Linked DNA regions of Mus musculus: regions 1 and 3 are each linked to region 2. Evidence: chromatin loops called from intact Hi-C (ENCODE). Cell type or tissue: gastrocnemius. All regions are shown on one strand.

The links. Hi-C counts contacts between places; a loop is a spot of excess contacts. Peaks named below come from ENCODE experiments on the same cell type or tissue, not always from the same donor. Only the 100,000 strongest peaks of a DNase experiment are listed, where the experiment ranks them.
Region 1: a loop joins it to region 2, with 2.1 times the contacts of the local background. A loop is called at or near these places in 1 of 42 quality-filtered maps.
Region 3: a loop joins it to region 2, with 2.6 times the contacts of the local background. A loop is called at or near these places in 1 of 42 quality-filtered maps.

What each region holds. Positions count from the first base shown.
Region 1 is chr15:79,682,392-79,686,391 of GRCm38, forward strand. All of the region lies in intron 1 of Josd1 (Josephin domain containing 1), which reads right to left. Among named protein-coding and RNA genes, the nearest start is that of Josd1, 3.5 kb to the right of the region's middle. In gastrocnemius, no CTCF peak of the experiment used is centred here; a DNase peak (open chromatin) is centred at 2,425; H3K4me3 peaks cover 2,990 bases; H3K27ac peaks cover 3,785 bases.
Region 2 is chr15:79,544,342-79,548,341 of GRCm38, forward strand. It overlaps Ddx17 (DEAD box helicase 17), which reads right to left and starts at 2,400. Exons shown (of 13, transcript NM_001040187.1): 1 at 1,854-2,400. The coding sequence starts at 1,903. In gastrocnemius, no CTCF peak of the experiment used is centred here; DNase peaks (open chromatin) are centred at 1,800 and 2,393; H3K4me3 peaks cover 3,256 bases; H3K27ac peaks cover 3,393 bases.
Region 3 is chr15:79,370,352-79,374,351 of GRCm38, forward strand. The region is part of intron 3 of Tmem184b (transmembrane protein 184b); the gene reads right to left. Among named protein-coding and RNA genes, the nearest start is that of Mir1943, 2.9 kb to the right of the region's middle. In gastrocnemius, no CTCF peak of the experiment used is centred here; no DNase peak of the experiment used is centred here; H3K27ac peaks cover 1,238 bases.

The DNA.
Region 1 (4,000 bases), 140 kb after region 2:
GACAACGGAGGGAGACTCAGAGGATCACACATAATACCAATTTATCCAAATATCATCAATACTAATTTACTGAAGAATTCATCTGGCGTACATTCAAGCAAACAGTATTCCTGAAACCTTTTTAGTACTATCTTTCAGCCAGGCCTTGGCATCTAATAAACACGCCCAAGCTGACCTATATTGACATGGGGCTATTGTCTAGAACTTGGGAGGTGGAGGCCCGAGGAGCAGAAACTCAAGATCATCTTCCAATACATAACCAGTCTGGACTACGAGATCTCCTTTCAAAGAAATCCCAAATTGATCAATATAGGAATTGCTAACAACAATTTCCATTCCACTCTACAGGGCTAGTTGTCTGGTCCCAAGAAATCTCTTTTCCCAAAGGCTGGCATTTAGACAAAAGCCAGCACCCCCATCCCCTGGGGACTTGGAAAACTAGCTTCCATCTGCTAAAAATAAGCAACCTTATCATCTCTGGCAAAAGGGGCCTCGCACTAACATATATGCCTATGGTGTCATTAGCATATCAAGGTCTATGCTAGCTTTTAGGCTCCTTCGAGCTCTATTCAGTAAGTTCTTGTTATAGCCCAGTTTACAGATTACCTTCCTCCTAAGTACCTGTTCCCCTTAAAGACCCGGAAATCCCCCCAAGTCCCGTCATTTCTGCTTTCCTGAGAGACAGCGAGGCACTTTGGAATAAACTTTTCCTTTACCCATGAAATGGCTATTTTGGTTTCTTCATTGCACCCATTTTTATTCACCCATGGTCATTTGAAGATGCGGGATTGTCTACCCCTGTGATCTGCTACCTGCCCGACAAAAGTCCTTTCTTTGACTTTAAGGCTAACTGACTGCCCAACTAGGCTAGCTGCTTCATGGGTGTTATTTAATCCTTTCACAATCTTTAGGTACTGTAAACAAGGAAGCTGAGGTGCAAGGGTTACAGTGACTTGCACAGTCACGCACAGCTGGTCGGTGGCACAGAGAGGATCCAGCCTTATAAGACAACACTGAACAGCCTGCCTGGGATTGCGGCCCCACGCTGCTCCAGCAGAGCCTCTTGGATATAGTAGGTGCTGCTCAGGACTGCCTCATCCATTTCCACAGACATCCTGGAGCTCACAGCAAGCCTCTCCTGTTTGCTGTTAAAAACACAAGTGGGGGCTCTAAGGTGGGTTCTAGCCTAGGTCACCACTATGTCCTCAGTCCACTCCAAAGTTACTACTGGGCCTGCTATGGCAATGTTTTGGATTTTAATAAAAAGAGAAAAGGAGGGAAGGGAGAGATTTAATCAACTTTTTTTCTTCCTTAATTCTTTCATCAGAATTTCCTGATGTTTCTCAATAAAACACACAGGAGTAGGTAAGCGTCAGCCGTGCCCATCCAGGGCATGGATAAGCTACTCCAATCCCTAGAGTTTACTATTTGGCGCCCAGGACCCAGGTTTGGTTCCCAGAACCCACGTGGCTGCTGACAACCACCTGCAACTCCAGTTCCAGATGACCCAACACATGTATGTGGTCCAAAGACATTCAAAACACCCAGACGAGTAAGGTAAATACTTCTGCAAGCTGAGGGCCTACAGTGGCAGAACACTCGAGAACATGCATAAGGCCATAAATCCAATCCTCTATGAGTGCACCTCTAAGCCCTTTATTTTCAAAGTTTAGACGGACACGTGGTCCAGTGTACGAGGCGAGACATATGCTCTGAGGACGCTTTTCCCCTGGATCCAGCCTCAGTCACTTCTGACTCTTCCCTGCCCTGCCTGTTGTTGCTAATCAGCATTAGCCCAGTCCTGAATTCTTAACTCACTTCTCTCCCGCGCATGAGTCATCCCACATCCACAACTCTCTTCGGATTCTATCCTGCTTTTGTTTCCTCCTCCTCTAACTAGCTCCACTGCCAGGATGAGTTTCCTCCCGACAAACAGCTCTTATCCACACCGTCCTCCCAACTCTGCCCCTCATGAGCCACAGTTTAAAACCCGCGGGTCACTCTGTCAGTGACTCTCTGAATGCCAGTTTCTAAAGAGACTGTCCCAGTATCTGTGGCTCTCTCTGGACCTCGGTCATGTGTACAGCCCTGAGGTGCCCCGCTCAGCTTGTCTTCTCTGCCTCCTGGTACCTGGCAACTGCAAGTGGCTGGTCTTCCCCCTCTCACCTTTTCTTCCATTTTCTCCAGGTTCTTTACATACATTTGGGGGAAGTGTCCCTACTTATCTACACAGAACCTTTACAAGTAAAAATGCTCTATAATAGAACTCCATTTTTGGAATTTTCTTACTGGTCAGCCCGTACCCGTACTGCACTGAGAGGGAACACAGAAATATACTGCAATTTGCTAAAGCTTCAAAAGCAACAGGGCCCTGGTCCCATGCGGTAACTGCCAGGTCCCATGCGGTGACTGCCAGGTCCCATGCGGTGACTGCCAGGTATTCAGCATCATTCACCCAGGAAAAACACATCTGAGAGATGCCCAATTATCCAGACATATAAAGCCCAGACCCCAAATCCTGCTGACTGACTAGCCAGAAAAGCAGCTACTCAAGTTCCTACGTCTCTGAGATTTTCCAGCAAGAAGCCAGGAGGAGCCCTCTGGAGGTTATAAAGCCTGGCAGAAATCTCAACATTAACAAATACAGACTCCACGTCCTAATATCTTCATCTGGAATATAGGAAACAATAGTGCCTACCTCCCAAGCTGGGTGTGAGGACTCTGCGGCTGCACAGGGAGTCCTCAGAATGGAGCAGAGAGTTGGTTTGTTAGTGTCTCATTAACTCCCTTGTCAGTCCAGGAGCCAAACTCACAGAGGTCAGAACCTGTCAACCTGACCGTGACTAACTACATACAATCTGACATTAATTTACTGGTGGGTAAAACTAGGCAAACGACAGCAACTCTGTCTGGGCTTCCCAGGCCATGGCTAAGGTTGCTCTAAGTACCAAGTAGCAGCGAGCACACTCAGGTGCCCATGGCCAGTCATTTCCTTCTCCCTGGTTAGAGATGAGAAAACAATTCAGAGCTACCCAGAAGAACATTAACAGCTGGCCAAAGGGAAGTCGTTCAGAAGTAGCCTGGGCTCTCCTTTCTGTCACATGACTGGGTGGTGGAAGACACCTTTTCTTACCCCCAGAGCTTCGTCTTCTGAGGACTGAGCTGTACTTACAGAGAGCAAGTGGCACATCGGCCCTGCTGCCCTCTGATCTTTCACTGGCACTAGAAAGTAATTACTCTCACTGTAGTTCTGTAAGAGCACTCAGGATACAGCTCTTCTCAGAGACTCCTGTAGTTCTTTCAAGTTAAGTGGTCCACACTTAGGCATACCAATCACCCCAAACATCCTAGCTGTACCGCATGTTCCTGTGCAGCTCCAAATGAGGACCTCAGTGTATACCACTTACAGCATCCTTGAGCTCTCTCTGTCCTGAGGTCTTTTCCAGTTGGAGGGGTAAGACAGGCTCACTGTCAAAGCTGCTATGAACTTCTGTCATGTTGCTGGGTCCAGTCAGACACTATAGAACTAACTCTCAAGGCCCTTCAGAAAGCAAAGCAACGGGCATAAAACTGTACCCTGGACCACTTGTAGAGTGGCATATTTGTTCTACAGTCTTTTAGGGACACACTTTTAGGGACTGCACTTAGGACCCCCTACGTAATGTGCAAGCATTCTTATCACTGAACTTCACACCAGCCCCACTAAAGTTATCACACAGCAGGAGAGAGCTGGAGTCTGCTCTAATCGCAGCGTAGCTGGTTCAGAAGCTACTCTGAACAAATTACTTGACCTTTCTATTCATTTCTCTATCAGTAAAACGAACTGTGAGGAAGTCACACAGAACAAATGAAGGACACACCATGGGCAGGCAGCACATGGCCCCAGAACAGCTAAGCATTGTGGGTATACTTTTCTTGAGATTTCCACCATGTCCCACCTTTGGTAACAGATGGCTGAATGTGGATGTATTTTGTATCCCTCCTAGATTGTAAACTCCTT
Region 2 (4,000 bases):
GTGAGTCACCACACCAGGGTCAAATAATACTATTTAGTTACAGGGAGAAAACAAAACAAAAACCCCATCAATGTAGGTTATGGGTATTTGTTTTGTTTTTTAAATAAGATTCAAAGCTAGACATGGTATTGAATAACGTGTAGTCCTAGCACGTGAAAGCTGTGGGCAAGGTCAGAGTTCAAGGGCAGTCTGGTCTATGAGACTTGTGTCAAAACAAACCCCCCTCAGATTTAAATAAGCCTTGTCTTTTAGATACAACAAACAGGTAAGCTAAACAATATAGATATGGCCACTTGCCAAACCTAAGATACAAGAAATTAGAAACTACAATCCTAATATACCCTCTTTGTCTTAATCTATGAGAGTACAGGGCTGTAAAAAAAAAAAAAATCTCATTTCCTTTTTTCTTTTGTTTTTCGAGACAGGGTTTCTTTTATATAGCCTTGGCTGTGCTGGAGGCCTCTCTTTCTGTTTCCAGAGTGCTGGGATTAAAGGCATGAGCCACCATGCTCTGCAAGATCTCATTTCCTTATTTCCTGTAAACCACTAGAAAATTGGAGAAATTTCAAGTTATTTTAAAGAATTTCATTTCAAGACCTGCCAATATTGGGAGAGGTAGCAGGAACCCCACAAGGTAATCCCCTCTTCTGTTAGAACCTGGTGTGGTGGCCTACACCCGTGTTTCTGAACTTGGGGACACTGAGGACACATTCCAGGACAACCGTTAGACTAAGCTTCATGGCCCTGAGACAAACCCACCCTGCAGTGATCATGGCCAGAAATTTTACTGGAATTCTTTGGGTATCTACATTCAGTAGGCAGAATTTGGGTGACTTATTAATACCACTGCTAAACCAGCACAACTAGAAAGAAAAACATTCAACTGAGTAGACCCACCAAGACCTTTAAAAGGCCTCTGGCTTTTCAGTGCAATACTACAGTGAGCCAGGCCTTCTCATTTGACTACTTTACTCCACTTGCAAATGAAGCAACTGATACAAGTCTAAAACACTTCTAGAAATAACCAGTTTTCTTTTGTTTTCAATCTGTAATAATGGCCAAAACCCAATCTTTAGGAGATTTTAAGGCTAAGTCTAATAAGGATAATAATGTGGCTCCTATGTGTTATTTCCACTGGGCTTGCTTATAATCCCAAACTGCTTGGATCTTGAATAATGACCTAGGACAGAATAAAGCTTCTACAATTACGATTCCTTTACAAGGCTTATTCTGATTTTTTTTTCTTTCTACCACTGCCCTCACTTTGAACTCTGCTAACTGTTCTCTTGTTCTGATCTGTGTAGCCCAGGCTAGCTTTGAACTCCAAGCCTGACTCAGTCTCTAGTGCAGGGTGTGCCACCTCAAGGAGTTCTCTTGATTTCAACAGGCTTTGTTAGTTTCAAAAAAAAAAAAAAAAAGTCACCCGCAATTTGGATCTTTTGGAAAGCAACTCCAGCACTTCCCATTCCAATCTGATTCCACTTAACCAAAAATATAACAGAAAGGGAGTAAAACCTAGTTTAAAACCAAAAAAAGGCCTTTTCGACTCCAGTCCCTCTCTAACAGGGATGGCTAACATAGCGGAAAAGAAACGATCTCAAGCAGCTTTTCCTAGATTAAAACTTGAGCATCCGGATCCTCCCCCAGACAGACACTGCGGCCGGCCTGCAGGGATCAAATGATCAGCGAGCGGGCCAAGAGAGGCGACAAGGCTGGCCTGCCACTTCCGAGCCAGGATCGCGGTCCGCAGAGACGTCCGCCCAAGCCTGAGGCCTGCGCGCCGCCGCCATTGTACGGCGCGAGCCTCAGGGCTCTGCGGGCCACCCCGCCCCCCGCCCGCACCTCCCCCTTACCCTCCACGGTCCCTGTCACGATCCCGATCCCCAAAGCCGCCTCCACGCATGGTCCCAAACGGATAAAGATCTGGGAGCGGGGCACGGATGACCGAGCTCGGGAGGGCCTGCGGCTCGGGTCTAGTGATGACCGATGGCGGCGGCGGCGCCTCCGCTGTTGGGGCGGCGGCAGGCGCGGCGCTGTCTCGCTCCGACGCGCTGTCTCCCGTCGCAGACGCCACCGTCGCCGCCTCTCTCGTCGGAGACGGGAGCACAACTCAGAGAATCGGGGTTGTTAGGACAGTCGGGAGGTCTGGTCCCGCTCAAACCGGGCGGTGCCACGGTTGAGGCGTCTCCCTTCCTTCCCAGCAACTGCACAAAATGGCGGCGGCCGCGGAGACCGCTCCAACTTAACGCTACGCACGGCCCAGACGCTACGTAAACAGCGTCTGGAGGGCTCCGCGCGACGCCACGGACATTCTCGGAACCGCTTTACGTCGGTGACGGAGATGGGGGCCCTGGTCGGCCCACCTTAAACAAGGCAATGTGCGCAACCGGCGTAGGGTTCTCGCACCGCCAGCTCTAGAACGTTGGCTGGGGGTGGGGCGAGCCGTCGGCACGACGTCACAGTGTTGGCGTCGTTGGCCCGCCCACTATTGCGGGTCAGCGCAGTCTTCGTAGCGCATTCTGTTTCGAGAATGGACTTTTCCCGGCATTCCGAGCTCAACCCGGCGCTTGAGGCCGGCCTTGTGCAGACATAATGGTAGCACTCCACGTAGCCTTAGTCAGACTTCCGGGTCTCTGGGCAGTAGAACCCAGAGAGTCTTGAGGCCGCTTTCTTGGTTCCAACGTCCCAACGCCGTGTGCCCCAAGCTGGCCACACAGCCCGGCGCCATTTCTTTCCCGTCGCTTTTCGCCGCGCTGGCGCCGCAGCCATGTTGGATGCGTCGTGTCGCTCTCTTTCAGCGGCCAACAGCCTGGCTGGGCCAAAAGACACCCTGTGTTTCCCGCGTTTCTTACTGAGGTGCTATTTTCCGAACAAAGGGTTGGCACCTTTTCCTCTGGCCGTAGTTGACGCAGAGGCCACACCTTCCCAGAGTCCTTTCTGAGGTGGGCGCCTTGGACCTTAGCCACCATGAAAATGGGTGCCTTACCCGGGTGCCCCACTGCAGAAGCGGTGGGTTTGACAGGCTAGGATTTGCAAACCCTATCCGGGGAGGGCAGGCTGGGCTAGGCCGCCGGTGCCACCCAACTCCTAGATTGCTTTCTTTGGCTCGCCATCCCTGCGCACTGCCAAGCCACACAAACTTGGACATAGTTGCTTTACTAAATTGTGGAACTGCTGGGTTCCTTGAGACCTCTAGGCTCATTTCTACCGCCGCGGAGAATGGAGGCCGGCAGACTGGAGGCTTAGTCTTGTCTCATGTCCTGAGTGTTGCTTAGGTTAGGAAAGCCAGGAGAGTAAAGAGGCGTCTTGAGAAACGGTTCATTTGTCACTTCGGCCATGGAGAGCCAGGCATTGTGCTAGTTGCTGGGACACTGGGGATCCAACACGTTCCTTGGCACAGAGCTTTATTCTCTAGAGACGGAGAGGAGACAGATGACAAATGTGTATGTTAGACTTTTGCTGACTTGGAAAAGAAAATGGTGTTGAGGCTGTGGAACAGTGCTTGCTGACCGTGACTGAAGCCCTGGATTCAACACCCAGCACCTCCAAGAACAACAGCAAAAAAACACTAAAGGGAAGGCCATACTTTAATTCCAGCACTCGTGGGTGAATCTCTTGAGTTAAACGCCAGCTTGGTCTACCAAGTGAGTTCCAGAATAGCCAGGGTGACACAAAGAAACCCTCTCTCAAAAACCAACCAACAAACACCAAAGAAACAAAAACAAGAAAGGGGCTAGAGACAAGTTGAGGAAACGGGATGACATCGGGTGCTCTCAGAAGGCATCCCCCATCTATCAAATGACATTTGAGCTGAGGTCTCAACTAAGGTCCTTGCTGCCAAGGGGGAAGATCAATTATGCAAAGCCTGAGTCCAAGAAGATGGAAGCTACTTAAAGAGCTTGGTTTCCTTGAAGGTGAAAATGTCTGGTTTAAAGTAGCGGCATAAAGAAGGACCCCTTTGACTGCAGTGCAGAGAATCAACTGAGAGGCAGCTAAGGCA
Region 3 (4,000 bases), 170 kb before region 2:
TGACGCTCACTCCAGAGCACCCTGCAGGGAGTTGCTGAGTCCTACCCCAGTACAAGCTGAAGGCCTGGGACCTGCAGCCAGCACTGCAGGGATGAAGGTCAGGGGCTGGATGTGGCCTCTGGCTCTCCAGCATTATCACCTATGGCAAAGGCCAGGGCAGGCCACAGGCCTACGCTCACACTGGCTCTCACAGGACCTCCCCCTGGCAGGACAGAAAAGGAACCTTTCTTGAAATGGATTCTCCCAGAGAAGCCACAGGACCCAACACCACTTCCCCTTGGGAGGACATGTCGCCCACCAGAGCTTACACCCTTCCCTTTCTGTGCAGTGTGAGCCTGGGCTGCTGGTCCACCACAGCCATACCCAGCTCTGACTGAAAGGCTCACTCCCGCTGCGCTCCACTCTCAGCTCAAGACTGTCACCTTAGCAAGTACACAGAACAACCAGTGCTGTTTCACTGCCAACAATCACTAGTGTGTCACTAATAAATTCATCAATTCTCAGAGAAAGGAGACGAGAACAACCTCCTCAGACATGACTGATTGATCAAATCAGGTCCCCTGACTACCTGTTAAAATCCACTCCCTTTGGTAGTAAATATTTAAACTCCTCCTGAGGTTTCTACCCATCCCTCTCGGATGGACGAAAGACACACACAGCCTTTATACTTACAATACACGTTAATCAGTACAATAGCTGGGCAGAAGAGACATAGGTGGGGTTTAGGCTTTGCGGGTTTGGGGTCAGAGGAGGAACGTGAAGGGGGAGAAGAGGAGGGCATGAGGAAGAAGTGGCCATGGGTTAGATGAGCCAGAAGAACATGGTTCTGAGGGCTGGCTGATTGAAGTTATGAGCAGCCCAGACGAAACACAGTAAGTAACTCGGATTATCGATAGCAAAGTAGATTCTAACATCGAGGAGGGTAAGCAGCTGCCCAGCTCTTGTGCTGCTTAAGGCTTATTAAAACTATAAAGGCTGTGTGTGTTTTTTTATCTGGGAAGTCAATAACCCCGGGCCAGGATTAAAGTAATTTCTACAACACTTTTCCTAGGAAAATATAGGCTCACACAGAACAGACCCAACAATAGCATTTACACAAGAATGCATCTACACAGGCCGGAAACAGAAAAGGGAGGCTGACGTGTGACCAGGAATGGGTGCAATTCAGGCAGTAGGCTGCCATCCTGCTACATTCTCAATGTGGCTCCAGACCTGGTCTCTACGAAGGCAATATCTACCACAGCCTGCACGCCAGGTCGTGTGTTAGGCCAGGGACACATTAGCAATCATGGGACCCACAGTCCAGAGGGAAGGGATGGTCTCACCTACTCCTGCCCTGGTCTGCTGGATATCTAGAACTTTCTGTTCCATTCTAGATACCACATGTCAAGTCACAGACAAGAGAATGCCATCAGGAAGGGAGAATGAGGGTCACAATGAAACCTGGAGGCTTGTCCACACAGTAGACGGGTGCCTCACCATCTCATGGCAGATCCCACAAGGACTTCACTTGACAGAACGGACACACCTTTCTCCCTTCTTGCTTTTCAGGACAGGGGCTCATCATGGAGCTGAGGCTGGCCCCAAACTGGCAGAGATCTTTTGGGCTCTGTCTCCCAAACATGCTGAATTACAGGCACGTGCCAGCACACCTGATTTGGAAAAATACTTTCTAGTGAACATTGTCATGGGAGAGGGAGATCTGAGCCCCCAGTTGGTCAATAGAACCAAGTATCAGAAGCAGACCCCCCAGCAGGGACTGTGATCCCACTAGCCCTCGCTCACTGGCAGCTTCTCTAGCCAGTAACTACCTAGCCAGGAGGTTACAGTCCACTCAGTGTCCTAGCTATAGTTCCTGCAAACAAAAAGCTACAACATCCAGCTCAGGGCTTCAGAAGAACCTGCTCGGAAGTGTCCCTGCAGCTGTGCCCCCGGCCAGGAGTTATACACTCTTCAATATACAGCACTGACTACCATCTACGACACAGTAGGTACCTTGTACAGAACTGATGGTCCCCAGTGCATCTGGCTGCGCCAAGCTCTCTCCTCTGTTAAACTTGAGCACCTTCCGCTGGTCTCGGCCTCTCCTACACAGAAACTCTGTGTTGATTGGAGAGACCAAGCTATCTGGGGCATTCGGGTAACTGAGGATAGGTTTGGACAACTGCCATCTGTGGACTAGAGGACTTTCTGCTTGGTTCACCAAGCCTCAGAACATCCCTCCCCATTTTTCAGGGGCACGTGGGCAATCGCTGTACAGTGGACCAAGCCTGGTGGACAGGGGACCTGCCCTGTGTAAATGTGCCCAATTCCAAGCTGCTCCCTAGCCCTCCTCTGGGGTGTCTCCTCATCCTTTCCCGGCACCGCACAGGCTGCTTCTGACTCCTCTTCCTTCAGGCCTCTCTCTCCCTTTACTCAGATCCACTGAGCTCTTATACTTCTTGTTTGTGAGCTGTGGCCAGTGGTGCTGTTACCCATCAGGGTGTCCTACTGGCAGCAAACCGGCTTATGACTCTCTTTTTAAGTTACATTCGTGTGTGTGTGTGTGTGTGTGTGTGTGTGTGTGTATGTGTGTGTGTGTGTGTGTGTAGATCTGAAGAGTTCGCAGCAGTCAGGCCTCACCTTTCATCACATGGATCCTACAGAGGCATTCCAGACATCAGCCTTGCCAGCAAACATCTTTACCCATTGAACTGCCTCCCTGGCTCCCGTCCTAAGCTCTTCGTTCATTCACTGTAGCCTCTCTGTCATAAAAGATGGTTCATTTGGGGCTACGTGTCAAGATTCAGTGTATCTAGAACACTCTGGGGCCAGGTGTGACGTCGCAAAGCCGTGCAAGGGAGGCTGAGGCACAGGGATCACGGATTTGAGGCCAGCCTGGGCTACACAGTGAGACCTCTCTCAACAACAAGAATCTGAACTCTGAAGTGGGGTGCGCTCCCCTCCTTCACCAGGCCCGGCATAAGTCAAATCCTGGCTGCAAAGACCCAGGCAGGCAGGTGCCTGGCGCTTTGTCACCATTGGGTCCTCCTGGGCAGCCCCGTTTTCACACTGCGTAATGGCTGTGCGATGCACACTCGCCCTGGTCCTGGGGGAGGGAAGAACGTGCTAATGATAAGGGAGAACCTGGGGTAAGCTGTGAACGCCACACAAACTCTTGTAACAAAATATGTGGTAGGGAGCAGAGGACGCTGCATCTCCAACTCTGGCCCCCCAGTCTCTCAGGCTCTTAGCTCATCCCAAGCCCATCAGACACCAAACCCGCGGCGATCAGCTCACACCCCAGCCCCGTGGTCTATCCCAGCTCGGTGTGAACCACAGCCCTCATCAGATGGGTGCTGTATGGAGCCAGGGCATCCTAGGACAGGCACCCAGTATCTCTGAAACTCAGTCCTTGCCAGGTTGCTAACTAAACAATAAAATTTAAACAATTAAATAATTGTTTAACCTTAAAGAAAAATATCAAAGACACAAACAAGGAAAGGTCTCAGGCCCTGAGTCGGGGGTTCACGCCCACAAGGCCTCCCCCGGCACAGTGACCACTACTCTATCTTTAGTAAGGTTTTGGAACTTTGAGGTTGAAAGCAAGATCTTAAAAGCCTAAAAAAATATGCAAGCAGCTAGGCAGGGTCAGAATCCAGCTGACTCCCTAAAGGCAGCAGTAGGAGCAGTGAGAAGAAGCCTGCAGGACCCAGAGAACAATTTCCACCCTTGAGGTGTAGTCCCTTCCGAAAGATGTCAATCACAGAGCCATCCACTAAAGACACTTCAGGCTTCCTTACCAGCATCCCATGGGCAGCTTTCTCAGGAGCCTGGTAGAAGATGAGCCCCAACTAACAGAGAGAACAAACCACAAATGAAGGAGAAACAGGGACAGGTGACCCACACAGCACAGGGGAAGCCAACACAGGTCTAAGAATGATTGTGACTGGCAACCTGGGTGACAGCAGAGGTGGCCTTGAAAGCTGGCAGTGCTGAGTGCAGAGAGCCTGGTCAAAGC